Regions from separate parts of the Homo sapiens genome. Here region 2 is linked to region 1. Evidence: chromatin loops called from intact Hi-C (ENCODE). Cell type or tissue: CD4-positive, alpha-beta T cell. All regions are shown on one strand. Each heading gives the region's core, and the rest is flanking DNA. Links, peaks and the distances in the headings are about the cores only.

What was found. A loop is a pair of places that touch in the nucleus more often than their neighbours do. Peaks named below come from ENCODE experiments on the same cell type or tissue, not always from the same donor. Only the 100,000 strongest peaks of a DNase experiment are listed, where the experiment ranks them.
Region 2: a loop joins it to region 1, with 10 times the contacts of the local background. A loop is called at or near these places in 7 of 110 quality-filtered maps.

What each region holds. Positions count from the first base shown.
Region 1 is chr19:42,445,224-42,460,680 of GRCh38, reverse strand. The region is part of intron 1 of LIPE-AS1 (LIPE antisense RNA 1); the gene reads right to left. Among named protein-coding and RNA genes, the nearest start is that of CXCL17, 10 kb to the right of the region's middle. In CD4-positive, alpha-beta T cell, for the core only: CTCF peaks have their summits at 9,850 and 10,049 (motif pointing left); a DNase peak (open chromatin) is centred at 10,090; H3K27ac peaks cover 898 bases.
Region 2 is chr19:42,559,161-42,574,617 of GRCh38, reverse strand. The region is part of intron 2 of LIPE-AS1 (LIPE antisense RNA 1); the gene reads right to left. It also overlaps the pseudogene CEACAMP2. Among named protein-coding and RNA genes, the nearest start is that of CEACAM8, 28 kb to the left of the region's middle. RefSeq lists an enhancer at 14,139-14,639. In CD4-positive, alpha-beta T cell, for the core only: CTCF peaks have their summits at 7,293, 7,492 (motif pointing left), 10,898 and 11,099 (motif pointing left); DNase peaks (open chromatin) are centred at 7,497 and 11,077.

The sequences.
Region 1 (15,457 bases), core at 6,035-14,034:
ATTTTAGGAGCACATTCTCCCCTGCCACCAAGTCTGAAACTACTTCACATTGATTCCAGGCTCCTGGAATGTCTCAGTTTACCCCATAAGATGTCACTGAACACATTCCTTGATGACTAGTCATTCCTTTGAGTTTGATCCATGGAAATGATGGACCATTTAGGTTGAAGGATAAGGCCCTCTCTTCCTGCCTTTAAAAAACTGTGCCTATAACGTCACTCCTGTCCTTGGCAAATTCATCCTTACACTCAAAGATATGCCTTCTCAGTGATCGTCCAGAGGATTTAACAGGTACATTGAAATACTTCTATTTATAACATCGCAATGTAATTGTTACTCGCGTCCATGTGAAGACAGTCTACTATACAGGCACTTGGGTGCAAGTGGGCTGAGTCTGAAAAGAGAGTCAGCAAAGGGAGAATTGGGGGGACAGTTTTACAGGATTTGGGTAGGTAGTGGAAAATTACAGTTAAAGGTGGTTTTCTCTTGTGGGCAGTGGTGGAGGTCACAAAGTGCACGGTGGAGAGATCATGAGACTCACTGTCCAAGAAAAAGAATGTCACAAGGTCAATTGATCAGTTAGAGTGGGGCAGAAACAAATCACAATGGTAGAATGCCATCAGTTAAGGCAGGAACTGGCTCTTTTTACTTTTGTGGTTCTTCAGTTGCTTCGGGCCAGCTGGATGTATACATGCAGATCACTGGAGATATGATGACTTAGCTTGGGCTCAGAGGCCTGACAGTAATTACCTTTAATTTCTTACCTTTGAAAATTAAGACATAAAGTATGAAAGAAAAAATAGCTATCACTTGTATTCTATTTTCCACCCATAATCTAGACCTAATCGTTGTTTAATATTTTGGCCTATTTTTTCCAGTCCCTTTTCACTATGTAGCAGACTGTAACCTCCTGGAATGTAAAAACTACATACATTTTTCCCAGTTCTTATAGTTCTGGAGGTCAAAAGTCCAAAATAGATTTCTCTGGGCTAAAATCAAGGCATTGGCGGTGTTCCTTCTGGAGGTTTCCTTCTGGAGGTTTAAGGAATGGATCCTCTTCTTTGCCCGACCCAGCTTCTCGATGCCACCTATATTCCTTTGCTTATGGCCCCCTTCCATCTTCAAAGCCAGCAGTGGCCAGTGGAGTCTTCCTCATGCTACATCATTTTCACCCTGACTCTCCTGCCTCCCTCTTTCACCTATAAGGATCCTTCTGATTATAATGTGCCCACTCAGATAATCCAGGATAATTCCCCCATCTCAAGATTCTTAACTTCATCTTATCTGCAAAGTCTTTCTGCCAAATAAAGTAAAATGCACAGGTCCCAGGGATTAGGATGTGGATATTTTCAGGAGGCCATTATTCTGCCTAATACAGGTACCTTTTATAAACTTCACCCACAACAAAAATTTGCCTTGCCTTCCTGCTGTGTCTCACTTTTCTGTCTGAATCATAGGCAAGAGCACAAACTTTGAGGTGAAACACACTAGCTCTGCTATGAACTGGCTGGATGATGCTGACCACTCACCTCGCCTCCCTCAGCTTCTTCTCATTTGCAGCACAAAGGTGACTCTTACTCCATCAGAGGATGACAATAAAAGAGTAAATTAAGATGTGTAAGGCATTGTTCAGGCGCAGTGGTTCACGCCTGTAATCCCAGCACTTTGGGAGTCCAAGGCAGGTGGATCACGAGCTCAGGAGTTCGAGATCAGCCTGACCAACATGGTGAAACCCCGTCTCTACTAAAAACACAAAAATTAGTTGGGTGTGGTGGTGCACGCCTGTAATCCCAGCTACTCAGGAGGCTGAGGCAGGAGAATCCCTTGAATCAGGGAGGTGGAGGTTGCAGTGAGCCAAGATCACGTCACTGCACTCCAGCCTGGGCAACAGAGCAAGACTCCATCTTAAAAAAAAAAAAAAAAAAAAAAACATGTGTAAGGCATTAGACACACAGCTTGGTACCTGGTGAGCCCTCGGTAAACATTTATTTCAGTCTTTTCCTTTCACCATCCCATCTCTCTCACCCTCACCCATCTTCTTGGTCTCCTTTCTTTTCAGTGATTTGCTCACTCTAAACTACCATTTAGAAAGCGGCCACACTATCCATTCTCTTGTGATTCTGCTGGAATGTTCTTGTGATGGAGTCTGCTATCTACTCAAGACAGTCCACATTATTTATATGGAGAGGTCTGTTTAAAACAAGAAGTCCTTTTTATGTTCACATACAATTTTTACATGCTTCCTCTTAACGTACACATACCAGTCCCAATTCTGCCCTGCTAATGCATATATATCCTTATTTCACTCTTCTTCAGTCTCTTTTTTGAGACAGAGTTTCGTTCTTGTCACCCAGGCTGCAGTGCAATGGCACGATCTCGGCTCACTGCAACCTCCGCCTCCTGGGTTCAAGTGATTTTCCTGCCTCAGCCTCCTGAGTAGCTGGAATTACAGGCACACACCACCACACCCAGCTAATTTTTGTATTTTTTAGTAGAGATGGAGTTTCGCCATATTGGCCAGGCTGGTCTCGAACTCCTGACCTCAGGCAATCCGCCCCCGCTTGGCCTCCCAAACTGCTGGGATTACAGGCGTGATCCACTGAGCCCAGCCCAGTCTTTCTCTTTACATCTTGTAAATAAGGATAGTACAGGCCGGGCGCGGTGGCTCATGCCTGTAATCCCAGCACTTTGGGAGGCCGAGGTGGGCAGATCACGAGGTCAGGAGATCGAGACCATCCTGGCTAACACAGTGAAACCCCGTCTCTACTAAAAGTACAAAAAAAATTAGCCAGGCATGGTGGCGGGCGCCTGTAGTCCCAGCTACTTGGGAGGCTGAGGCAGGAGAATGGTGTCAACCCGGGAGGTGGAACTTGCAGTGAGCTGAGATCCACCACTGCACTCCAGCCTGGGCAAAAGAGCAAGACTCCTTCTCAAAAAAAAAAAAAAAAAAAAAAAAAAAAGGATAGTACCAAGACAAAAATAATGACCTGGGCCACAAGAAGGGATTCTTTTAGCACGTAAATGCTTTCTTTTAACAAGATGAACATTTTCCTTTGGCAAGATGAATGCTAATTTGCAAGGCACCCCTGAAGCCTGTTTCTAGGCTTGGGTTTCACATTCCTAGACCCCAGGGACAATAATTGTGACAGAAGCCACACCCACTGTGCGTATTCCTGCTGTTGGGTAAAGGTATTTTCACAGAATGTTATGCATGAGTTACTCCTTCCCAATCCTTCCACTCCTGGAGGTTAAGCCTCCCCCTTCACCAGCTTCATCTCCAGCTGGCCTCCCAGGACTCTGACTGGAAAATACCTCCTCACTCTGGATGCCCCGGGTGACACCTTTGTCTATTCCCATAATTATAATAGCTCACACTGATGCAGCACTCACTATCCGCCAGGCACTATCCCAAGGGGTTTCCATGTAGCTCCAGTCCTCTCAAAGAATCCTGAGTGTCACCATCCCCATTTTTACAGATTAAAAAAACAGAGGCAGGGGCCAGGCATGGTGGCTCACGCCTGTAATCCCAGCACTTTGGGAGGCCGAGGCAGGCGGATCACGAGGTAAGGAGATCAAAACCATGCTGGCCAACACGGTGAAACCCCATCTCTACTAAAAATACAAAAAAAAATTAGCCGGGAGTGGTGGCGGGCGCCTGTAGTCCCAGCTACTCCGGAGGCTGAGGCAGGAGAATGGCATGAACCTGGGAGGCGGAGCGCGCAGTGAGCCAAGATCATGCCACTGCACTCCAGCCTGGGCGACACAGTGAGACTCCGTCTCAAAAAAAAAAAAAAAAAAAAAAAAACTGAAGCAGAGAAGTTTAGTAATGTACCAAGTGTCACTCAACTCCATAATTTAACCTCATCCTCCTCCCCATCTGGGCGAGGACACCCTAAGATTTCCAAGGTGTCCTGAATGACATCCACCTTTCAGAATGATTTTTGTCCCCTCTACTCTCAGGATTTGACAAACAGCCAGCATTTTGTTTTCTGTCTTACCCTTCACTTATGTACCTGTTCCCTAACACCACACTCACAACTGCACAGCCCGGAATAAAAGCTGGCTTTTATGGACCTCAATCTCTTTTGGCAAAAAGGAAGGCCAGGTTCCCAGTTCTCCCAAAAAGTAATTTTTTTTTTTTTTTGAGATGGAGTCTCGCTCTGTCGCCCAAGCTGGAGTGCAGTGGCACAGTCTTGGCTCACTGCAACCTCCGCCTCCCAGGTTCAAGCAATTCTCCTGCCTCAGCCTCCTGAGTAGCTGGGCTTACAGGTGCGTGCCACCACACCCAGCTAATTTTTGTATTTTTAGTAGAGATGGGGTTTCACCATGTTGGTCAGGCTGGTCTTCAACTCCTGACCTCGTGATCCGCCCTCCTCATCCTCCCAAGTGATGGAATTACAGGTGTGAGCCACCGTGCTCAGCTGTAACTTTTACTGAATTGTTAACTATTTGTACAGCCATTCTCTGGCCGTAAAAGGGATGCACTAGGAACAGATAGTGTGATGAGAAGGAAGCAGGAGGAGGGTGAGTCTCTGGAATGATCACAAAGGGGAAAAGATTTCAAATCCAGGAACAGTCATAAAACACACCCAGAGTGTGTGGCCTTTGAGCAATGACAGCCCCACCTGCCTCTTTCCATGCCTAGTGGCCTCTGACTTCCTTCTCAGTTGCCCCTCCCAGTCTTGCTTTCTTAGGCCAATACTAATGGCCTGGGAAGTGGGGCCAGACCATAGCACATAGCACTGAGTGGTGAGGATGGAGGAGCTGAAGACGGAGAAGAATGATTGACTCATGGGGATCTGACTCATCCAGGTACACATCATCTGGACAGGGAATGGATTAGTGAAGGGCTGTTCAGGACTCATGGTTTAAGGAGTTGTACTAGGGAGTGGTACTTCCTCACTGCTGTCTCACTGACAGCAACAGAGTGGGTGTGGAAGGCATCACAGCTTTTTCCTACTTAAAAACCCAGTTCCTCCTTCTCCCTCTTTTGGGTTACATTCCTCTGCCCTTAGGTCACTTATTTACTCAGTTGTGTTCCAAGGGGGAAAAAAAAAAATCTCAGTTGCATTTCTTAAAGTCCCAAGCATTCAGTTCCATTAAAGAGCATCTGTCATCTTAGTGATGACCAGGTGCAAATATTTTTAAAAGGCTCTTTAGGAAATTTTGATAAGAGCCTTCACACCACCCACAAACTTTCTGGGAACCACTGAGCTATTAAAGTGCTGAGGAAAGAATCTGCTATATGCTGTGCTGAGGACCTTTATGTTTGCATCTGATCTAATGGTCACAATGACCCTTTGATGCAGGTACTCTATTACCCCTCTATTCCAAGATGTTGATAAACTTGTCCCTTATCTCAGAACTGGTTAAAGGTGGAACTGTCAAAGGATTCAAACTCACATATTTCTGAATCTAAAGCTCGTGGTTCACTCCACATCACGGTACCTACCAGAATTCAAAGAAAGGAAGGATGATTGCTTCTAACAGGAATAACTATACAGGCTTCAATGAAGAGACAGGGTCTGAAATGGGCCATAGCACAAAGAACAGCTCAGGAGGCTGAACAGGAAGGCAAGGGTATTATATAGGAAGGAGTAAAAGAATTAGAATAAGCTCAGGCATGAGAAAGTAAAATGTAGGTTAAGTCCTTCCACGTAGATCAACGGAGTAGATTGAGGCCATGCTATGGGGGCTTTAAATGGTAGCCTAAGGAGCAGGAACTTCATCCTAGATGACAGCAATCACTGGAAAGCTTTGAAAAGGTCACAAACATAACAATATGGTATTTCCAGGAAGATTACTCTTGACAGTATTATTAAGCAAGATAACTTAGAGAAGTGGTTTTCAGCTTTGGCAACTCAGTAGAATTACCTGGAAGCTTTCTTTTCCTTTCTTTAGTTTCATCTGAAATAATTTCAGACTTTCAAAAAACTTCTACAAATAGTCAGGGTCTTCATATACTTTTCACTCAGCCTCCCCAAATATTAACATTTTAGATAACCACAGTATAATCATCAAAATCAATAAATGATCACTGATACTGTACAATGAATGAATCTGTAGACCTTATTCAAATCCCCTTTATCTTCCCACTAATGTTCTTTTTCTGGACCAGGATCCAATCTAGGATCAGACATTGCATCTCATTGCTCTGTCCTCCCAGTTTCCTTTAATCTGGGACAGTTCCTCAGAATTTCTCTTGCCTTCATGACCTTAACATTTTCGAAGAGTATTGGTGAGTTATTTTGTATAATGACCCTCGGTTTGGGCTTTCCTAGTTGTTTCTCATGATGAAACTAAAGTTATATACATTGGGCAAGAATACTACAGAGGTGATGCTGCGCCTTCTCCATCCATCATATTAGGATGCCCTAAGATGTCAGTATCTCTGATTACTGGAGATGTTAACTTTGAGCACTGGGCTACAGTTCCCCCACTGTAAAATGACCATTTTCCTTGGAAGCATTCATAAACAACCAGTGCGTGGGCCACATCATGCATCAATCAAATCACACTCTCTTGGGGGAAGGCACAAGCATTGGTAGGTTTTAAATGCCCTACAAGCGACTCTAATCAGTATTCAAGGTTGGAAACCCACAGTTTAGACAGTGAAGATTAGAATCCTGGAAATCTGCTAGGAAGCCATCCCTGGGATTCACTTTTTAAAAGAACATCCAGTTCCAGGCACAATAAATATATCTGAACATTGGCATGGATCCTTTATAGGAAAATGGGAAGGTTAAAAAGCCCCTGATTGGCCGGGCGCGGTGGTTCATGCCTGTAATCCCAGCACTTTGGGAGGCTGAGGTGGGTGGATCATGAGCTCAGGAGATCAAGACCATCCTGGCTAACACCGTGAAACCCCGTCTCTACTAAAAATACAAAAAATTAGCCAGGCATGGTGGCGGGCGCCTGTAGTCCCAACTACTCAGGAGGCTGAGGCAGAAGAATGGCATGAACCCGGGAGGTGGAGCTTGCAGTGAGCCGAGATCGTGCCATTGCACTCCAGCCTGGGCGACAGAGCGAGACTCCATCTCAAAAAAAAAAAAAAAAAAGCCCCTGATTGGGAAAGTGATGGCTGAGTAGGCTGCTGTCCAATAAAAAGAGAAGGCAGGACCCCAAGTAAAGGGTCCAGCCCTACTGGTCCATTTTCTCTCCAGACTTCAGAGAAACCTTTGCTCCAGTGAAAGCACATACTACATAATTTTAATATCCTAAGCCTGACTGACATGATCTCCTAATTGCCACTGACAGGCAGGGAATTATGAGTGATGTGATATAAATATATGACCACACATACAAAGATGTACACTTCCAGACATGATTGAAAGAACAATTCAGAGAATCCAGGTTAGAGGTACATTAACTCCCCTAAACCACCCTGTCCTCCCCACTTGTTTTTTTTTTTTTTTCTTGGTCTATCACCCAGGCCAGAGTGCAACAGCGTGATCATAGTTCACTGCAGCTTTGAGCTCCTGGGTTCAAACGATCCTCACACCTCAACCTCCAAAGTAGCTGGGACTACAGGCACACACCACCACACCCAGCTAATTTTTTTTTTGTAGAGATGGGGTCTCCCTATGTTGCCCACACTCCCACTTGGTCTTTTGTCCCCAGTCTCTTCTGAAGTAAGAGAGTAAAGACTGTTGTAATTTTAACGAAACAAGAAAGTGTGTACACATCTCCTGTAACCAGGCTGTTTAAGCAATAAGATATTGAGTTCAACTTCCTCAGTTATTATCTTGGCATTTCCATAAAGAGATATCATCAATCTCTCCCTTAGAGGGACCACTGATATCGTGCAAAAGGAAACACCAATTTAACCAAAACCCAGAGGCAGGAAGGACCCTGACAAGAGCAATCCCTAAGGTATTCACATGCCTGCCAGGGTCTGGTGCAGCTGGTGCAGGAGGAACTGCCGCTGGGACTAGCTGAAAAAAAGAGACGGCAGCTCTAACACTCAGTGGGTAGTAAGAAAAGTATTCATTCAATTAACCTTCAATTCGCACACATCCAATACCCTTCCAGCCTCCCTATGGGGTCTCACTGAGAGGGCTGGCATGTAATTAAATGCCCATACATAGGTAAAATAATTTATAGAAGCGAGGGATCAACTGGGTCAGGAATGGCTGGGAAAGGTTTCATGGAACAGACGGGATTCAGGTGAGGTCCTGAAGGGTTCAACCTTAGGAAAGCAGAGACAAGGAGAAACACACGCCAAGGAAACCAGGTGGCAGGCACTGCTGTAGATGCTAGCTTTGAAGAGGGTCTCAGGAATGAGAGCGGGTTTGCAGATGTCGTTTTACTTTTTTTTTAATTTTTACATTTGGGGGTACATAGTAGGTATATATATTTATGAGGTACAGATGATTTTTTATTTACTCCTCTCAACCACCATGTGGGGTTATTTCACAGGAGGATGCTGATCCTCAAAAAGGTGAAGTAACTTGCCAAGGTTGTTGGTGGATGTTGGATTAGAAACTCAGTGAGTCTAACACCAGAGCCCATACCACCACCACTACCACTGAGAGAGACCAGAACAGAGTATGTGTAGGGAACAGGAAGGAACAGGGAGAGCTAGAGCAGAAAGAGATGGTTTAAAAACAGGGAAGTGGCCAGGCGCGGTGGGCTCACGCCTGTAATCCCAGCACTTTTGAGGCTGAGGCAGACAGATCATGAGATCAGGAGATCGAGACCATCACCACCCTCGCTAACACGGTGAAACCCCGTCTCTACTAAAAATACAAAAAATTAGCCAGGCATGGTGGCAGGCACCTGTAGTCCCAGCTACTAGGGAGGCTGAGGCAGGAGAATGGCGTGAATCCGAGAGGCGGAGCTTGCAGTGAGCCGAGATGGTGCCACTGCACTCCAGCCTGGGCAACAGAGCAAGACTCTGTCTCAAAAACAAAAACAAAAACAAAAACCAGGGAAGTTAGGTAAGCTTGCTAAAGGGGGATCATACATATGTTATAGAGGCATGAACACTGGACACAGACATTCGAACTTGATCTTGTGAATTACAGAAGAGTCAGTGAAGGTTTTGAGTAAGGGGAAAACCAGTCAAAGTGACATGTTGAGCCAAGCCCAGAGTGGGTGATAAAAATGGGGTTCTGAGTTCCTAAGCTAAAGAGATGCCACCAACAACAGTGAAGGGGCCATGTGATGCATGAGGCAAGGACTGGACAAAGAGGCTGAAGCCCTGGGTTTAAACGCAAAAAGTCATGCGGTGAGGGCATGGCTATGGAGGGCAAGCTCTATTCCATCTCCACACCTCAGTCTCTCCCCATCCATAAATCAGATGCAGTGAGAATTAATCTCTAAATGATACTCAAGCCTTGCTACTCAAAGTGTGCTCCACCAACCAGCAGCAATGACATCGTCCAAATGCTCCTTAGAAATGCAGAATCTTGTGAAAATGCCAATCATAAAAAAAAGAAATGCAGACTCTCAGGCCCCACCAGAAGAATCAGAATCTGCATTTAAACAAGATCTTTGGGTGATCTGTGAGCACATTAAAGTTTGTGAAGCATTTCTACCAGACTTTTTAATTTTGTATTCATTTTTGGAGTTTTTTGAGACAGAGTCTCATTCTGTCACCCAGGCTGGATGGAACGCAGTGACAGGATCATAGCTTAATGCAGCCTGGACCTCCTGGGTTCAAGGGAATCCTCCTGCCTCAGGCTCTCAAGTAGCTGGGACCACAGGCATGTGTCACCGTGCCCGGCTAATTTTTTTATTTTTTGTAGAGATGAGGTCTCACCATGTTGCCCAGGCTGGTCTGGAACTCCTGGGCTCAAACCATCCTCCTGCTTCAGCCTCCCAAAGTGTTGGGATTACAGGCATGAGCCACCACACATGGCACTTCCAGTTCTCAAATGCAATTACTTCACACTCACCTCAAATTCTGTTACTTCACAGGATAAAAAAAGGAAAATAAAGTTTACCTTTAGCCTCATTCATGCCCTTAATCCTAACAGCACCTTAGACTGGCCCACGTCCAAGCAGAGGTCTTAGGAAACACCAGTGAGGCAGTGCTGCCACCTTGTGACCATCATCAGTAAATGCACTTAAACCTTGTCACCAGTAAAGGAAGTGGGAGGGCTGGCAAGAGCAAAGGGTAGGAGGTAAAGTCCAGGTCACAAAGGAGATAAAATCACAATCGCCCACAAAGACAGGAAGTAACTGTCAGAGAGCTCAGCCTGCATCATAGGGCCGTGTCTCATTGCAAAAGACAGTTTGTATAATACCTAATATGTGGTATCAGTGGGAAACCTAGTTTCAAGCCAAGCTCTGCCCTTGTAACCTTAGAAATCACTCTAACAGGTATTTTCAGACACCCAGCTCAGGCCTGAACTCCACCAGTAAACTTGTAATTTCCCAAGGAAACTTACTTTACTGTGACAGTTCTTTTCCATCCTGAGCCAAAATGTGTCTGATACACACTCACCAATTCTCATCCTACTCTCTGTAGGCTGAAATAAGTCAAACTTCATACCCCTTACCGCCCTCAATCTTCAGGAAAGGTAGAACGGACTAATGGTCTTTTAAAGACATACCTCACCAAGCTCAGTCTCCAACTTAAAAAGGACTGGACAGTACTTTTACCTCTTGCCCTTCTCAGAATTAGAGCCTGTCCTCGAGATGCTACAGGGTACAGTCCATTTGAACTTTTACATGGACACACTTTCTTGCTCGGCCCCAACCTTGTCCCAGACACCGGCCCTCTAGGCAACTATCTTCCAGGCCTCCAGCAGGCTAGACAGGAAATTCCCCAGGCTGCTAATCTTCTCTTGCCTACTCCAGATTCCCAGCCATATGAAGACACCCTAGCTGGACAACCCGTTCTTGTTAAGAATCTGACCCCTCAAACTCTACAACCTCAATGGACTGGACCCTACTTAGTCATCTCTAGCACCCCAACTGCTGTCCGCCTGCAGGATCCTCCCCATTGGGTTCACCATTCCAGAATAAAGCTGTGTCCATCAAACAGCCAGCCTAATCTCTCCTCTTCCTCCTGGAAGTCGCAAGTACTCTCCCCTACTTCCCTTAAACTCACTTGTATTTCTGAAGAACAGTAATAACCCTCATGAGCCTAATACGTCCCTTCATTCTACTAGGTCTGTTCATCCTTACCCTACTTTTTGCAACAGGGCTTTATGCAGTCACCCCCACTACTTGGACTGCACCCCAAAAAACTTGTCATCCCTACTATCTTCTGTCTAGTCATACTCTTATTCACCGTTCTCAACTACTCATAAATGCCCTGCTCTTGTTTACACTGCCAGTTTACACTGTTCCTCCAAACCATCACAGTGGATATCTCCTGGTGCTATCCCCAAACTGCCACTCTTAACTCCCTCTTAGAGTGGATAGATGATCTTTGCTGGCAGGGCACCCTCCAATACTTCCACCCTGATGAAGTTCTATTCTTTACTTTTATACTCACTCTTATTCTCATTCCCATTCTTATGCCACCCTCTACCTCTCCCCAGCTATCTCCACCACACTATCAGTCTCATTCACTCTCTCCTAGCCGTCTCTGATCCCTCCTTAGAGAACAATTGCTGGCTTTGCATTTCCCTTTCTTCCTGTGCCTACACAGCTGTCCCCGCCTTACATACAGACTAAGCAACATCTCCTGTCTCCCTACACCTCCGAACTTCCTTTAACAGCCCTCACCTTAACCCTCCTAAAGAAATTCTTTACTTTCTAGACAGGTCCAGCAAGACCTCCCCAGACATTTCACATCAGCAAGCTGCCGCCCTTCTCCGCACTTACTTAAAAAATCTTTCTCCTTATATTAATTCTACTCCCCCCATATTTGGACCCCTCACAACACAAACTACTATTCCTGTGGCCACTCCTTTATGTATCTCTTGGCAAAGACCCACTGGAATTCCCCTAGGTAACCTTTCACCTTCTCCGTGTTCCTTCACTCTTCATCTCCAAAGCCCAACTACACATATCACTGAAACAATTGGGGCCTCCCAGCTCCATATTACAGAAAAGCCCTCTATCAATACTGGCAAACTTAAAAACATTAGCAGTTATTATTTCCTAGGAAGACACTTACCCTGTATTTCACTCCATCCTTGACTACCTTCCCCTTGCTCGTCAGACTCTCCTCCCAGGCCCTCTTTTTGTTTGCTTATACCCAGCCCTGTAAATAACAGTGAAAGGTTGCTCGTAGACACTCAACGTTTTCTCATACACCATGAAAATCGAACCTCCCCCTCTATGCAGTTACCCCATCAGTCCCCATTACAACCTCTGATGGCTGCCGCCCTAGCTGGATCCCTAGGAGTCTGAGTGCAAGACACCTCTTTTAGTATTCCTTCTCATCTTTTTACTTTGCATTTCCAGTTTTGCCTTGCACAAGGTCTCTTCTTCCTCTGTGGATCCTCTGCCTACATGTGTCTACCTGCTAATTGGACAGGCACATGCACACTAGTTTACCTTACTCCCAAAATTCAATTTGCGAATGGGACTGAAAAGCTTCCTGTTCCTCTCATGACACCGACATGACAAAAAAAAAGGTTATTCCACTAATTCCCTTACTTGTCGGTTTAGGACTTTCTGCCTCCGCTATTGCGCTCAGAACTGGAATAGCAGGCATTTCAGCCTCTGTCACGACCTTCCAGAGCCTCTCTAATGACTTCTCTGCTAGCATCACAGACATATCACAAACTCTATGAGTCCTTCAGGCCAAGGTTGACTCTTTAGCTGCAGTTGTCCTCTAAAACCGCCGAGGCCTTGACTTACTCACTGCTGAAAAAGGAGGACTCTCTATATTTTTAAATGAAGAGTGTTGCTTTTACCTAAATCAATCTGGCCTAGTATATGACAATATAAAAAAAAACTCAAGGATATAGCCCAAAAACTCGCCAACAAGCAAGTAATTATGCTGAACCCCCTTGGGCACTCTCTAATTGGACATCCTGGGTCCTCCCAATTCTTAGTCCTCTGGTACCTCTTTTTCTCCTCTTATTCGGGCCTTGTGTCTTCCGTTTGGTTTCTCAATTCACACAAAACCACATTCAGACCATCACTAATCATTCTATATGACAAATGCTACTTTTAACAACCCCATAGTACCATCCTCTGCCCCAAGATCTCCCCACAGCCTAAACTCCTATTCCATGTAACCTATTATAAAATTTTCTTTAAGGTCCACACAGCCCTTAATCCTGCTCGAAGCAGCCCTGAGAAACATGGCCCATTATCTCTCCATACCACCCCAAAAACAATTTTTTCGCCACCCCAACACTTCAACACTATTTTGTTTTATTTTTCTTATTAATATAAGAAGACAGGAATGTCAGGCCTCTGAACCCAAGCCTGCATGTATACATCCAGATGGCCTGAGGCAACCGACAAGTACAAAAGAAGGGAAACAGCCAACTCCTATCTTAACCGATTGACCAACCTTATGACATTCTGTCATGACTTGATCCTGCCCTGTCCCAATTGATCTACTGATCAACCTCGTGACATTCTTCTTCTGGACAATGAGTCTTATGATCTCCCCACCATGCCCGCAAGAGAAAAACCCCCTTTAACTGTAACTTTCCACTGCTTACCCTAGTCCTATAAAACTGCCCCATCCCTAACTCCCTTCACTGACTCTCTTTTTGGACTCAGCCTGCCTGCACCAGGTGATTAAAAGCTTTATTGCTCACACAAAGCCTGTTTGGTGGTCTCTTCACATGGATGCATGTGACACTAACATTTTTTCTTTTCCTTTTTTTTTTTTTTTTTTTTGAGATGGAGTCTGGCTCTGTCACCCAGGATGGAGTGCAGTGGCACAATCTTGGCTCACTGCAACCTCCCCCTCCTGGGTTCAAGCAATTTTCCTGCCTCAGCCTCCTGAATAGCTGCGATTACAGGTGCCCGCCACTGCGCCCGGCTAATTTTTGTATTTTTAGTAGAGACAGGGTTTTGCCATGTTGGCCAGGTTGGTCTCAAACTCCCGACCTCAGGTGATCTGCCTGCCTCAGCCTCCCAAAGTGTTGAGATTACAGGCATGAGCCAATGCACCCAGCCAAGTCTAACACTTTTTTATACAACCGACCTTCAAATATTGGTAAACATCCTTGGCCGGGCACAGTGGCTCATGCCTGTAATCCCAGCACTTTGGGAGGCCAAGGTGGGTGGATCACCTGAGGTCAGGAGATCGAGATCAGCCTGACCAACATGGAGAAATCCTGTCTCTACTAAAAATACAAAAAAAAATAGCCAGGCATGGTGGCGCATGCCTGTAATCATAGCTACTTGGGAGGCTGAGGCAAGGAGAATTGCTTGAACCTGGGAAGCAGAGGTTGCGGTGAGCCAAGATTGTACCATTGCACTCCAGCCTGGGCAATAAGAACAAAACTTCGTCTCAAAAATAAAAATAAAAAAATAAAAAAACAACCTCTATGTGCCACCTACCCCATCTTCCCTCGGCCGTTTCCCACGTAGGGTCACCTGAAGCCCCACACCCACTGCTCACTTTCCCACGGGCAAGTGAAGTGCAGCAACCACAGCCTACACTCTGAATCCTAGGGGTGTTCCCCAGAGCAGCAGAGCCACAGGAACCCCATCCCCGTCCTGGCACCTCACCCCTATCTAGAAGCTGAACGCTGTATCAGCTGATCTGGGGGGACTGATTTTTCCTGCTCCTGCTGCTGCTTAGTCATCCCACACCTGTGCAGATGTCTACTTTTTATTCAGTTTTATTTTGTAAGAAATATTTATCGGATCCTGCTGTGTACTGTCACTGGAGAGACAAAGGTGAATCACACCTGGTCCCTGCCTCACAGAGCTCCAGGCTATGGATGAAACCCACTCAAAGTCAGACCATTACCATTCAGTGAGAAACACCGTGACAGACATCAGAAAAGGGTTTTCTTTTTAAAACAAGAAACAAAAAAGCTTTTTATAGAGACAGGGTCTCACCATGTTGCCCACACTGGTCTCAAACTCCTGGACCCAAGCCATCCTCCCACCTCAGCTTCCCAAAGTGCTGGGATTACAGGCACCCATCCAACACAGGCTTTTTGACGCATCTCACTAATCCCCTGTGAAAAATCTTCCACTCTTGGTTTCCTGGGGTCAGTTTTCTTCATTTCAAGCTCAAAGTGAAAAAGAGAATACAAATATCCCTGATGGTCCTTTGTGCGGTCACAGCTGGACCCGGTATGTCCTCCCGGTTAATCCAGGGTGCTCAGGGCTCCCATTTCACTCTGAACGTCCTCTCTCCTATCGGAGCTCACCACGTCTACACCTGCAGCAGCCAGGTAGCTGCACACTAATAGAAAATCCAGCAAGTCAGAAAACTTGATTTACTCCTGTAACTTTGAGGCTACTGACTGTGTTGTTGAACTAATCCTATAACTTCCCTGCACTTTAATTTCCATGTCTGTAAAGTGGGGCAGGTGGATTCGGTCACCCTAGGTGCCACTGTATAGTGAGA
Region 2 (15,457 bases), core at 3,514-11,513, 120 kb before region 1:
AACCAATGTCTCCAATTGTGTCCTGTTATAAAAGAAAACAAATTCTTATGGAATTTATGCAAATATCTATATTGCCATAAATTAAGAATATGCACAAATAGTTTATTTTTGTAGAAATTGGGTAGAGAGAAAGATAAATCTTTCAAATTTAGCTCACAAAATTATACTTTACCCAATTTGTTGTAAGCTAAAAAGCTCAAAAGAAAAAAAAAAAAAGCTTTTTTGACTCTGGAGAACAAAACATAAAAAAAGTCAGCAATGTTTTTTTTTAAAAAAAAGGTCATGAAAAAATCATTTTAGTCCTGTATCAATTTATCCTCATGTAATTAACTCTTGTTCTGCTTGATGTTGGGTTAGCAATCATCATGAATGCATTTTTTTTAACTAAAGTCCTGGGTTTTTTTTCCTAGTCCAGTGACATGAGCTCCACAGTTATGAGAAGCCAACATTTAAGAGTACTTGTAAGAGTCTGTTCCACAAATATACTTCAAATGTGGTTCGAGGACAGCAAAAAAACAATTTGTGAGGGAGGTCATCCAGATATGCCTAGGGCCTTTTCATCTTCTCCTGGGGCTCTGGCTAATGTACAATGCTTTGACACAAGGTTGTAAAGTAACAGTTGTTCATTTGGGGAAAAAATGGTGGTCTTGCATGACTCAATCTCCAGGCTGAAGTATCCCTTTGGTGTAATGAGTTTGGCAGTCCTGAGGTGTTTATTTTCCTTTACATAATTTTAGAAGTTGTACTTCCTTGATATTGTCTGACTGAGAACAAAGGGATGGGTGTGGAAGGCATCACAGCTTTCTCCCATTTACAATCCCATTGTCATTCCCTTCTTCCTCTGTTGGGTTACATTCCTCTATTGATAGATAACTTATTTACTGAGTTGTTTTCACAAAAATCCAAACGTCAGTTGAACTTCTTAAAGTCCTAAGCATTCAGTTCAGTTCAAGGCTATCTTAGTTGAAGGATCTATAGAAAATTTTGATAAGAAAGTTCACACCACCCGCAATACCTTTGGAACCACTGAGCTACAGGAATGAAGAGGAAGTAATCTGCTACCTGCTGGGGACCTTTATGTTTGTACCTCATCCAATGCTCACAATGACCCTTTAAATAGGCACTATTATCCCTCTATTCCAAGACATCAATTAACTTGTCCCTTATCTCACCTGATAAAAGGTGGAACTAGGACTCAGACTCATATTTCTGAATCCAAAACTCATGCTTCCAGCAAAAGACACTATCAACAGAGTAAACAGACAACTTACAGAGTGGGAAAACATATTTGCAAACTATGCATCTGACTAAAATGTAATATCCAGCATCTACAGGGAACTTAAACAAATTTACAAGAAAAAAAAATTCCCACTAAAAAGTGGGCAAAGGACATGAACACATTTTTTTTTTTTTAGTGCAGTGGTGCAATCTCGGCTCACTGCAACCTCCGCCTCCCGAGTTCAAGAAATTCTCCTGCTTCAGCCTCCCAAGTAGCTGGGATTACAGGTGCCCACCACCACACCCAACTAATTTTTTTGTATTTTTAGTAGAGAAAGAGTTTCACCATATTGACCAGGCTGGTTTTGAACTCCTGACCTCAAGTGATCCACCCACGTCAGCCTCCCAAAGTGCTAGGATTACAGGTGTGAGCCACTCTGCCTGGCGAACAGACACTTTTCAAAAGAAGACATACATGTGGCCAACAGCATAGGAAAGAAAGCTCACTATCACTGATCATTAGAGAAATGCAAATCAAAACTACAGTGAGATACCATCTCATACCCGTCAGAATGGCTATTATCAAAAATGTCAAAAAAAAGTAACATGCTGGCAAGGTTGTGGAGAAAAGGGGGTGCTTATACACTGTTGGTGGGAGTGTCAATTATTAGTTCAATCATTGTGGAAAGCAGTATGGCAATTCCTCAAAGAGCTAAAAACAGAACTACCATTTGACCCAGCAATCTCATTACTGGGTATATACCCAGAGGAATATAAATCATTCTATCATAAAGACACATGCACATGAATGTTCACTGCAGCACTGTTCACAATAGAGAAGACATAGAATCAACCGAAATGCCTCTCAATGGAAAACTGCATTTTTAAAATGTGGTACATATACACCACAGAATACTATGCAGCCATAAAAAATAATGTGATCATCTCTTTTGCAGGAACATTGGTGGAGCTAGAGGACATTATGCTCAGCAAACTAACGCAGAAACAGAAAAACAAATACTGCATGTTCTCACTTATAAGTGGGGCTAAGGCCGGGCGCAGTGGCTCACGCCTGTAATCCCAACACTTTGGGAGGCTGAGGTGGGTGGATCATGAGGTCAAGAGATTGAGACCATCCTGGCTAACACAGTGAAACCCCGTCTCTACTAAAAATACAAAAAAATTAGCTGGGCATGGTGGCAGGCACCTGTAGTCCCAGCTATTCAGGAGGCTGAGGCAGGAGAACGGCGTGAACCTGGGAGGCAGAGCTTGCAGTGAGCGGAGATCGCACCACTGCACTCCAGCCTGGGTGACAGAGAGAGACTCCGTCTCAAAAAAAAAAAAAATTAAATTAAATTAAAATTAAAAAATAAGTGGGAGCTAAATGATGAGAACACATGGACATAAAAAGGGGAACAACAGACATTGGGGCCTACAAGAGGGTGGAGAGTGGGAGGAAGAAGAGGAGCAGGAAACATAACTACTGAGTATTAGGCCTAGTAGCTGGGTGATGAAATAATTTGTACATCAAACCCCTGTGACACAGGTTCACCTACATAACAAAGTTGCACATGTACCCTGAACCTAAAATAAAAGTTTTTTTAAACCACAACGAAATTCAAACATCAACAATTTAATCTCTAATCCTTCTCCAATGAAAATTTTAAGATTTTTTTAAAAGAAAAACTTTTAATGAGCAGAATAAATTGATTTTTTTCTAAAATATAATATAATGAAATAAAACTCATGTTTCACTCCACACCATTGTACCTGCAAGAATTCAAAGAAAGGAAAGATGACTGCTTCTAACAGAAATAAATATACAGGCTTCAATGAAGAGACAGGGTCTGAAATGGGCCTTTAGGACAAAGAACAACTCAGGAGGCTGAGAAGACAGGCAAGGGTGTGATATGAAGAGGGAAAAGACTTAGAAAATGTTTGGAAATGAGAAAGTAAAATGTGGGTCAGGTCCTTCAATGTAAATCAAGGGAGTAGATTGGGGCCGGGCTATGAGGGCTCTGAGTGGCATCCTAAGGAATGGGAACTTCATCCTACAGATAAGAGAAGTCACTGGAAAGCTCTGAGAAGCTCACAAACGTGACAAACAGCATTTCCAGGAAGATTACTCTACAATATTAGGCAAGATAACTTGGGAAATGGTCTTCAAGTCTGGCAACTTAATAGAAATATCTAGATTTCTTCTCCTTTTTTTTTTCAAACTTTTCATTTTGAAATAATTTCAGACTTTCAAAAATGTTCCAAAAATACAGTCCCCATATACTTTTCACTCAACTTCCCCAAACATTGTTTTAGATAACCACAGTGCAAACATTAAAATCAATAAATTATCGCTGACATCATACAGTGAATGAATCTGCAGACTTTATTCAAATCCTCTTTATCTTCCCTCTAATGTCCTTTTTCTGGAACAGGGTCCAATGTACAATTACACATTGCATCTCATTGTTTTGTCCTCTCAGTCTCCTTTAATCTGGGACAGTTCCTCAGAATTTCTTTTGCCTTCATGACCTTAACATTTTTGAAAAGTATTGGCGTTGTTATTTTGTAGTTACCCTCAGTTTAAATTTTTCTAATTTTTTCTCATGATTAAACTGAGGTTATACACTTCGGTCAAGAAAACCAAAGAGGCGATTTTGTGCCTTCTCCATCCATTATATTAGGATGCCCTAAGATGTCGATATCTCTAATTAATGGGATGTTAACTTTGAGCCCTGGGCTAAAATTCCTCCACAATAAAATGACCGTTTTCCTTGGAAGCATTCTTAAACAACCAATGCCTGGGCACACAATGCACCAATCCAGTCAGACATACTTGGGGAAAGCACAGACATTGGTACATTTTAAATGCCCTACAAGTTACTCTAACCAGTATCCAGGAATGGAAACCCAAAGTTTAGACAATGAAGATTAGAATCCTGGATATCAGCTAAGAAGCCATTCCTTGGGCTGCTCTTTTCAAAAAGAACATCCAATTCTAGACACAATTAAACACATATGGACTTTGGCATGGACCCCTGGTAGGAAAATGAGAAGGTTAAAAATCCCCTCACTGGGAACATGATGAGTGAGTAGACTGCTGTCTAATAAAAAGAGAAGGCAGGGCCGGGAATGGTGGCTCACACTTGTAATCCCAGCATTTGGAAGAGGCCAAAATGGCTAGATCACTGGAGCCCAGAAGTTCGAGACCAACCTGAGCAATATGGTGAAAACCCATCTCTACAAAAACAGACAAACAAATAAACAAAACAAAAAATTAGCTGGGCATGATGGCATGTGCTTGTGGTCCCAGCTAACAAGGAGGCTGATATGGGAGGATCACTTGAGCCCAGGAGGTGGAGGTTGAAGTGAGCTATAGTCCACTACACTCCAGCCTGGGTGTCAGAGTGAGACTCTGTCTCAAAAGAGAAAGAGAGAGAGAGAGAGAGAAAGGCAGGGCACTAAGTAAAGTGACCAGCCCTCCTGGCCTATTTTCTCTCCAGATATCAGAAACCCTGGCTTCAGTAATAGTGCACACCCATATATTTTATCCTCATAAGCCTAACATGAACTCCTAATTGCCACTGACAGGGACAGAATTATGAATCATGTGATCCAAATATACGACCACACATGCAAAGATGCACACTTCCACACAGAGTTGAATGAACAATTGATAGACTCCAGATTGAAAGTACATGACCTCCCTTAAACAAACCTGTCCTCCCCATTTGGTCCTTTGTCCTTAATCTCTTCTGAATCTGTTGTAAATTTTATGAAATAGGAAAGTGTACACATCTCCTGCCACCAAGCTGTTTAAGTTAGAAAATACTGTGCTCAACTTCCTTAGAGTTATTACCTTAGGCTTTCCATAAAGGGATATCATCAATAACCTCCTCAGAGGGGCCACCTGATAAGATGCAAAAGAAAACGCCAGTTTCACCAAAACCCAGAGGCAGGAGTGACCCTGACAGGAACAAACCCTAAGGTATTCACTTGCCTGCCCAGGGTCTGGTGCAGCTGGCGCAGGAGGAACTGCTGCTGGCAATAGCTGAAAAAAAAAAGAGATGGTAGCTCTAACACTCAGGGGGTAGTAAGAAAGGAGCTCACTCAATTCACCTTCAGTTTTCACACAGCCAACACCCTTCCAGCCTCCCTATGGGGTCTCACTGGGACATAATTAAATGCCAATACATGGGTGAAACAATTTATAGAAGGGTGGGATCAATTGGGTCAGAAATGCTCATAAGGCCGGGTGTGGTGGTTCATGCCTGTAGTCCTAACACTTTGGGAGGCTGAGGCGGGCAGATCACTTGAGGTCAGGAGTTCGAGACCATCCTGACCAACATGGTGAAACCCCATCTCTACTAAAATACAAAAAAAAAAAATTAGCTGTGCATGGTGGCATGCACCTGTAATCCCAGCTACTCAGGAGGCTGAGGCAGGAGAATAGCTTGAACCCAGGAGGCGGAGGTTACAGTGGGCTGAGACTGCGCCACTGCACTCCAGCCTGGGGGACAGAGTGAGACTCCGTCTCAAAACAAAACAAAAAAGAAAAAAGAAAGAAAGAAACAAATGCTCACAAAAGAGACAGGGTTCAGGTTAGGCCTTGAATGGTTCAGCCTTAGGAAAGCAGAGACATGGAGAAACATAAGCCAGGGAACCAGGTGTCAGGCACCACTGTAGATGCTAGTTTTTTTTGGTTTTGGTTTTTTTTTTTTTAATTATACTTTAAGTTCCAGGGTCCATGTGCACAATGTGCAGGTTTGTTACATATGTATACATGTGCCATGTTGGTGTGCTGCACCCCATTTACTCGTCATTTACATTAGGTATCTCTCCTAGTGCTATCCCTCCCCCTTCCCTCCACCCCACGACAGGCCCCGGTGTGTGATGTTCCCCACCCTGTGTAGATGCTAGTTTTAAAGAGGGTCCGAGGAATGACAGTGGGCTTGCAGATGTTATTTTATTTACTCTCTCAATCAATACATGAAATTATTTCAGAGGAGGATGCTCATCCTCAGAAAGGGGAAGTAACTTGCCAAGGTCGGTGGTGGGTATGGGATTAGAAACTCGGTGAGTCTAACACCAGAGACCATGTAACCACCACTACCATTGAGGGACCTGAACGAAGTATGTGTAGGGAACAGGAAGGAGCAGGGAGAGCTAGAGCAGAAAGAGTCAGTTAAAAAAACAGGGAAGTTATGTAAGCTTGCTAAAGGGGGAATCACATGTTGTAGAGGCATGAACAGTAGACACCGAGGTTCAAACTTGATCTTGTGATTATAGAAGAGCCCCTCAAGGTTTTGAGGAAGGGCAGACCCAGTCAAAGTGAAACCTTGAGCCAAGATCAGTGGGTGGTGGAAATGGAGTTCTGGGTTCCTAAGGTAAAGAGATGCCACCAACAACAGTGTAGGGGCCACGTGATGCATGAAACGAGAATTGGACGGAGAAGCTGAAGCCCTGGGTTTAAATGCAAAAAGTCATGCAGTGAGGGCATAGTTATGGAAGGCAAGTTATATTCTCTCTCTGTAGTTTGGTCTCTCTTCAGCCATAAATCACATGGAATGAGAATTAATCTCTAAATGACCCTCAAGCCTTGCTACTCAAAGTGTGGTCCACCAACCAGCAGCAATGACATCATCCAAAAGCGCCTTAGAAATTGAGAATCTCAGGCCCCACCAAAAGAATCCGAATCTGTATTTAATCAAGATCTTCAGGTGATCCATGAACACATTAAGATTTGTGAAGCACTTCTCTCCAGTGTCTTCCAGTTCTAAAATGCAACTATTTCACACTCAACTATGTCACCTCACAAGAGAAAAATAATAATGAAGTTTACCTTTCACCTCATTCATGACCTTTTCTTAATCCTAAAAGCCTCTTAGGCTTGCCCACATTCAGGTAGAGGTTTTAGAAAACACCAGAGAGGGCCGGGTGCGGTGGCTCACATCTGTAATCCTAGCACTTTGAGAGGCCGAGGCGGGCGGATCGCAAAGTCAGAAGATCAAGATCATCCTGGCTAACACGGTGAAACCCTGTCTTTACTAAAAATATAAAAAATTAGCTGGGTGTGGTGGCACGCACCTGTAATCCCAGCTACGTGGCTACTCGGGAGACTGAGGCAGGAGAATCGCTTGAACCCGGGAGGCAGAGGTTGCAGTGAGCCGAGATCGCACTACTGCACTCCAGCCTGGGCAACAGAGTGAGACTCCGTCTCAGAAAAAGAAAAAAGAAAAAAAAAAGCAGCAGCAGCAGCACTGCCACCTTGTGGCCATCATTAGTTAATGCACTTAACTCCTGGGGTAAAAGAGGGGATAGGGCTGGCAGGGGCAGCCTGCCAGAGGTAGTTGGTGAAGTCCAAGTCACGGACTGGATAAGAGAATCACAGCTGCCCACATGACTGAAAGTAACTGTCATAGAGAGCTCAGCCTGCATCATTGAGCAATGTCCCATTGCAAAGGACATTTTTTTAATATGTGATATCAGTGGAAAACCACATTCCTAGCCAAGCTCTGCCCTTGTTAGCTTAAAAATCATTCTGAGAGGTATTTTCAGACACCCAGCCCTGGCTTGAATTCTGCCAGTAAACTTGTAATTTTCCAAGGAAACTTCCTTTACTGTAACAGTTCTTTTTTGTCTTGAGTCAAAAGGTGTCTGATTCACACTCACCAATCCTCATCTTACTCTCCATAGGCTGAAATAAGTTTAACATCTTTTCATACAACTGACCTTCAAATACGGGTAAACCATCCCATGCACCACCCACCCAATCTTCCCTCGGCCATTTCCCATATAGGGTCACCTGAAGCCCCACACCCTCTGGTCACTTTCCCATGGTCAAGTGAAGTGCAGCAACCACAGCAGACACTCCAAATCCTAGGGGTGTTCCCCAGAGCAGCAGAGCCCCAGGACCCCCGTCCCTGTCCTGGCACCTCACCCCTATCTAGAAGCCAAATGCCACATCAGCTGATCTGGGGACGCTGACTTTTCCTGCTTCTGCTGCTGCTCAGTCATCCCACACCTGTGCAGATGTCTACTTTTTATTCTGTTTTATTTTGTAAGAAATATTTATCGGAGGGCGGGGCGTGGTGGCTCACGCCTGTAATCCCAGCAATTTGGGAGGCCGAGGCGGGCGGATCACGAGGTCAGGAGATCGAGACCATCCTGGCTAACACGGTGAAACCCCTTCTCTACTAAAAACATTAAAAAAAAAACATTAGCCAGGCATGGTGGCAGGCGCCTGTAATCCCAGCTACTCGGGAGGCTGAGGCAGGAGAATGGCGTGAACCCTGGAGGCAGAGCTTGCAGTGAGCCGAGATCATACCACTACACTCCAGCCTGGGCATCAGAGTGAGACTCTGTCTCAAAAAAAAAAAAAAAAAAAATACTTATCGGAGTCTGCTGTGTACTGTCACTGGAGAGACAAAGGTGAATCACACCTGGTCCCTGCCTCACAGAGCTCCAGGCTACAGATGGAACCCACTCAAAGTCAGACCATTACTATTCAGTGACAAACATGATGACAGACATCAACACAGGATTTTCTGACCCATCTCACCAATGCCCTGTGAAATACCTTCCACGCTTGGTTTTCTGGGATCAGTTTTCTTCATTTCAAGCTCAAAGTGAAAAAGAGAATTCAAATGTTCCCGATGGTCCTCTGTGCAGTCATAGCTGGACCCGGCATGTCCTCCTGGTTAATCCAGGGTGCTCAGGGCTCCCACTTCACTCTGAGCGTCCTCGCTCCTATCGGAGCTCACCATGTCTGCACCTGCAGCAGCCAGGTGGCTGCACACTAACAGAAAATCCAGCAAGTCAGAAAACTTGATTTACTCCTATAACTTTGAGGCTAGTGACCTTGTGACATTGAACTAGTCCTATGACTTGCCTGCACTTTAATTTCCATGTCTGTAAAGTGGGGCAGGTGCATTCGGTCACCCTAGGTGCAGCTATATAGTGAAAGCTCCTCAGAGACAGCAGCACATCTGATCTTCTCAGCATCCACCATCTAGCAAATACCAGGCACACACTAGGCGCTCAAAGCCTCACTGAATGTGTGTGTGAATAAATGACTATATGAGAGCCATGTGGATCATGGACAGAGTCAACAAATATTTTTGAACGTCTACCAAATACACTGCAGAATAGGGAAATAAGCAACCCAGACAGGACACTGTTTTCTCCTAACTTCCCCTGACCTCCTTCCTGGGGGAGGGAGGGCCTCTGTACATCAGAGAGACTCTTGACACAAATAATGTTCTTGAAATGCATTATAAGAAGTTGTCATGTTAACAAGAGGAAAGTCCATTTGTTTTAGAGGTGTTTTAATCAATGGATCTGAGGGACCCAAAGCCCCCTGTGATGAGACACAGGATGTGATACCCACCCCAAGTGCATGGAGGGGAAACCAGATGGAGTGAACTGACAGGGAGCAGGACCTGGGAGAACAGGGGGGTAAAGAGATTGAGGGACCCAGAGGAAGGTCTGAGGAGGAGCTCCCGGCCCCTGTGGTGGCCTCGGTGTGGACTGATGCAGAACTCAGCAGCATAAGTAAAGCGGCCGCACCAGGCTCCATGTGTACGTGGGATCGCTTTTCAGTAAGATTTTCTTTCTGCTCATAGGCTGTACTTTCACACATTTTCTAATACACAGGCTGCACTTTTACATATTTTCTAACACATCAGGCCCAGTTAACAGGTTACGAAACGATCATTCCATTCAACAGTCAATTATAGAATACTCCCAAAGTGCCAGGCTCTATGAGTTCAGGGAATACAAAAATGAACACAAACAGCCCCTACCCTCAATGATCTCCATACAAAGAGCTCCAAAGAGTGCCTCTCCTACAACACACCCCTGCTCCACACAGCCGTTCTCTCTGCCCTCCACCAACCCAAATCCTACCCTGCCCTGTGAGGCCAGCTCAAGTTCCACCCAACTCGGAGTCCCCCATGCACTTCTGCCACTTTGAGAGATTACTGCACTCATATCTCTAGGCTTTATAAAGTGGATGTCATCTCCCTCATTAGACTTGAGGCTCCTGAAGGCAGAGATTATTTTTAGAATTTTCAAGAAAGAAGTCACATCAGTGGTTTGCATCAGACCACGCTTAGGCCCTGCCTGACCCTTCAATTCACACACAGGCTCCACTGCCTAGCACAGTCCCTGGCCCCTGCACGTGCTTTATAACCCCTGCAGTAGCAAAGCCCACAACCAACTCTGTGACAAGGCAACAGGCTGGGATAATTTGAAAACACAGAGAGAAGAACTGTCAAACAAAAATCAAAGGGCTTTGACTCATGGCTTGCCTCTTCCCTCCTCTCAGGGAAACAAAATCACGCCACCTGTTCTCACTCCTGCCTCATTCCAGGCCTCTTCATATTCCATGATGATCCTTGCCTATAAATAACAATTCCTGTGTTGTGAGCCAAATAGTGATTTTCCATTTCCACCACTCCTTCTACATTTATTAACTGGAATTCTGCTACAAGAAAAAGCTATTTCTGCTTCCTCATTTATTTAATTTATTCAATTATTTATTTATATCAGCATGGATTCATGGGTATTTATGAACTGGAATCCATTACTATCATTATTTATTATGTTGTTCATATTGTCCCAAAATTGACCATTGAGAGTTCCTTGGAAATCTGTGACCTTTTGACACATCCCCACCATTTTTCGTGCAGTTCCTTATTTTCTGGCCCCACAAGGAGCTCCAGGTTCCTCTATGCTTTCCTGACCCAGCCCTGGAATCAGCTATTTCTCCAGGGAGCCCTGGTTCCTTTCATGGGAGAACGATGTTTGCAGGCCATCGGCACTGATAGGCCCACGGTTAGAAGGTGCTGGTGCTTCTGTGCTCTCTAGTGGTCAGATCTGGGAAATACACACTCACACTAGTTTACTGTTACCCACATTTTAGAAATTAGGTAAATGAGGCACAGAAAAGTTACACAACTTGACCAAAATCGCAGAGCAAATAGATAGTAAAACTGTGACATGAAAATAATGACAGATGCACCACAAGTCCTAACAAGCGAAAAAGTAACTTATCACACATGTACATTACCAGAAAGCCACAAGCCCAATATTCCAGCATAGACACTCTCTCTGGAAAATAACCAGAATCCCACAGCAATAACCACAATGATAACCATCATGTACTCAACAACTGCCTGGGCACGGGGCTCCCACAGCAGCTCACTTATTCCCAACAACTCTGCAAGGTGGATTTTACCATCCTCCTTTTACAAATCAGGGAATCAAGGATCACAGAAGCCAAGTGACGTGTCCAAGTTGACATAGTTAAGTGATGGAGCCAGTAATTGACCCCAGGTCTATCTGGATATAAAGTGCATGCTTATGCCACTGTATCAGCGTTTCCCAAAACTGATTTTAGGTGAAAGTTAAATAAGCTGTTTTTTAATTTTAATACTCATGTGTTTATTTTAATGCATGTTAGAAAAACATTTAAGCACACATCAAATCTGTAATTTCATGGACAATACTGCATAAGACAAGGATGTTTTGTCTCCAACTCCTGGCCTCAAGCAATCCTTCCACCTCAGCCACTCGAGTAGCTGGGATCACAGGTGTGAGCCACTGTGCCCTGATAAACAAAGATGTTTTGTAAACTAAATTTATTTAGAAAAAAATAGTATGGGCTGGCCACGGTGGCTCATGTCTGTAATCCCAGCACTCTGGGAGGCCAAGGTGGGCAGATCACTTGAAGTCAGGAGTTCAAGACCAGCCTGGCCAACATAGTGAAACCCCGTCTCTACTAAAAATACAAAAAATTAGCTGGGTATGGTGTCGCATGCCTGTAATCCCAGCTACTCGGGAGGCTGAGGCAGGAGAATCGCTTGAACCTGGGAGGCAGAGGTTGCGCATTGAGCTCAGATCGCACCATTGCACTCCAGCCTGGGCAACAAGAGCAAAATCCCATCTCAAAAAAAGAAAAATAGTATGAAGTAAATAATAAATGTGGAACAAGCTGTAGAGAAAATCATAAAGGTGATCTAGAAATGTCTGAGGTCTGGATGACATAATACTACAGCAACGTGCAGCTTCATTCTCAGTTACTCCCAGGAAATTAGGGCCACATAGCGCTGCAGAAAGAACAAGTAAGACTCTTAGACCTGGGCTTTAGCCCCAGATGTGTCCATTCCTAGGACCCCAGACATCTTTGTGACCTCCTTGCTGGGAGGAAATCCAACCTTCCCAGACATTTAAGAACACTAAGAAGACCCTGAATACACCGAGGGATTTCTTTGTCATAGAGACAACAAACCAGGTTCGGGGACCCCAGGGACTCTCTGTGTGGTGTTGACAGACCCAAGGCCAAGACACAGCAGAGATCAGTGCTGGGGAGGGTGATTTGTCCTGTTAAGGGACAGGGGTCCAAATAAACCTTGCTTCTCAAAGCATAGTCTGGGGAATGTAAATGAAGACAGAACGGAAAAAAGAAGAATGGACAAGAAGGCAGGACTGAGAGGGGAGGGGGCAGAGAGGCTTCCTGGGCAGAGCCCACCCCCACCCATGACCCTGGGAAGTGCTCCTGCCCTGGGAGGAGGCTCAGCACACAGGGAGGAAGGACAGCAGAGCTGACAGTCACAGCAGCCCTGACAAGAGCGTTCCTGGAGCTCAAGCTCTTCCCTCAGCCCTCCCTGCAGAGGGCGCATCCCCTGGCAGGGGTTCCTTCTCACAGGTGAGGGGAGGACTCCTTGGGAGTGGGTGGGAGGAGGGAGCACAGAGACTGACTGGGATCTCCTGGGGAGGATGGGACTCTGAGGGGGGACAGAGGGCTTCTGTTGGAGCCTCAGAGGAGAGGACACCAGAGAGGGACAGGGGTCACACCAGGAAAATCTCAATGATCTGAAGCTGTTAATGGAGAAACAATCTCCACTGTTAATATACTGCAAGTGAATCATCACTGATCAATAAATTCTGAAAACTGATGACAATAAAATGTTATGTCAGGGTAACACTCCAGAAAAAAACAGAACCAGGGCCACTAAACACTGTCCTTACCCACAAACCTCAGGCCATGGAGGGCCCTGGGAACACTCATGAACTCATCCACAGGAGTCTGCAGCCTGTCCCAGACACTGGGGTGCAACCAAGATCACAAAAGTCCCCACCCTCACGGAGCTCACGCTCTCATGGGAGGAAGACAGACACCCAAAGAGATCTAGAATGTGAGGTCAGGTGCTGACAAGAGCCCTGGAGGGAACAGAGCTGGGAAAGGTCAGAAAGAGAAGAGAAGAGCAAGGGTCTCTAGAGGAGGTGTCAGGGGAAGGGTCTCCCAAGGATGTCCTGATGTGAGCAGGATCTGAGGGCGATAAGGGGTGGGGGTTTGTGCAGACTCCTGGGGAAGAGGATTCCAAACTTGGAAGTGCCAAGGTCAGAGGTGCTGAGGGAATGGGGGTCATGCTGCTGACTTTGACTCAGCAGGACCCATGCATGCACGTGCACGTGCACGTGCTCTCTCTCTCTCTCTCTCTCCAGGGCTAGGGGGTGAAGAGACCTCCTCAGAACTCAGGGCCCCATCTTTCCATCCAAATACATAGGTCCCAATATTGACTGATGTTCTCTCCCCCACCTTAGCCTCAGTTTTAACTTTCTGGAACCCACCCACTACTGCCATGCTCACTGTTGAAGCCATGCTGTCCAATGCCACAAAGGGGAAGGAGGTTCTTCTACTCACTCACAATCTGCCCCATGATCTTATTGGCTATAACTGGTACAAAGGGGAAAGGGTGGAGGCCAACCACCATATTACAGGATATGTAATAGGAACTCTAATAACTACCCCCAGGGCCTGCCCACAGCATTCAAGGGACAATATACCCCAATGCATCCCTGCTGATTCAGAATGTCACCCAGGACACAGGATTCTACACCCTACACGCCATAAAGATAAACCCTGAGAAAGAAGAAGTATCTGGCCAGTTCCATGTATACTGAGTGATTCTCCCACAGCCTCTGACTGTTGGGGGTCAGTTCTACTTCACATACATGGGATTGTCAGGCCTGGGCTGTGCCTGTGTCCCCTTCTGTATTACGTCCCATGTTGGGGTTTGAACATTTACTGCAGGACACATACAGGGTAGACAAACTTCAACAGATCAGAATTCCTTTCCCGTATCCAGACCCTGCAGGCATTCACTGCTGAGGAAAGACAGTCTGATGGGGGGGACTCAGCAGGGGGAGGTCAGTCTCAGCCAAGCACCCCATGCCCTCCCTATGGACATGACCTTGAGAAGACCCTGGAGAACTAAGTCAGGGTCTGGACTGAGGGGTCTGTGGAATCCTGTGGAGCCCTGAGGAGCCTATGCCAGAGCTGGATTGTTGCCTCCTGGGCTGACCGGGAGCCACAATTTACCAGCTGTCCAAGGGCAGTGGCTCCTGGAGCTGGTCACTAGCCAGGGCTCAGCCCCCAGGCCCTCATCTGGGCAAAGACAGAGCCTCAACATTCACCTGAGACTCAGCATGTAGAGCACAGATGGACAAGATTACTAGGGCATGAGCCCATTGCCCTGGGGGACTTAGGTGACTCCCTTGTAAGTTCAGGGTCCCTAGGGGGAGGAACAAATAGAGGATGCTCCCAGCAGCTCCTTCTCCACCTGAAATCAGGCCCAGGGCCCTTTCTCTTACAGGCAAATAAGCATATGTAAAAAGTAAAGTAGAGGTTCCTCTTCAAAGACTTTCCTCCCTGTCTAATTAGGAATAAATAGCAACCTCTCTTAGAAGCAAAATTTACTCAAAGACGTGTGCTAACATTCTTAAATATCTGCTAGCTGTAATAAAAAAAAAAAAAAAAAAATGTATTTTATGTTCTTAGCTCCCACAATTTAGCCTAAATATTTGCCCTGGCATGCTTATACTGGTCCAAGCAAGCATTAGGTCATAGCCTGCTCCTCTTCTTTATTTGAAGATGGTTTTTACCTTTCTCAGCATTCCACAAGTTACTTCCTCCTTCCTTTGTTCTCCTCTGCCTTTGCCTCTTTTAAAAAGTTCTAAGTTGCTAGCCAATCGGGACAAATACAAAATGTGACATCCTGTTCCAGCCAGTGGAAACCGGACACAGCAGTAAGGTAGACACGTCAGATTATAAATGACCCTGTCTCCTTTGTTCGGTGTACTCTTGTCACAAAATTGCTGGCGAGTATACCCTTTCTACAGAAAATATAAAAATGGCCTTGCTGAGAAAATTAAATTTATGTTCAAGTGCTATTTC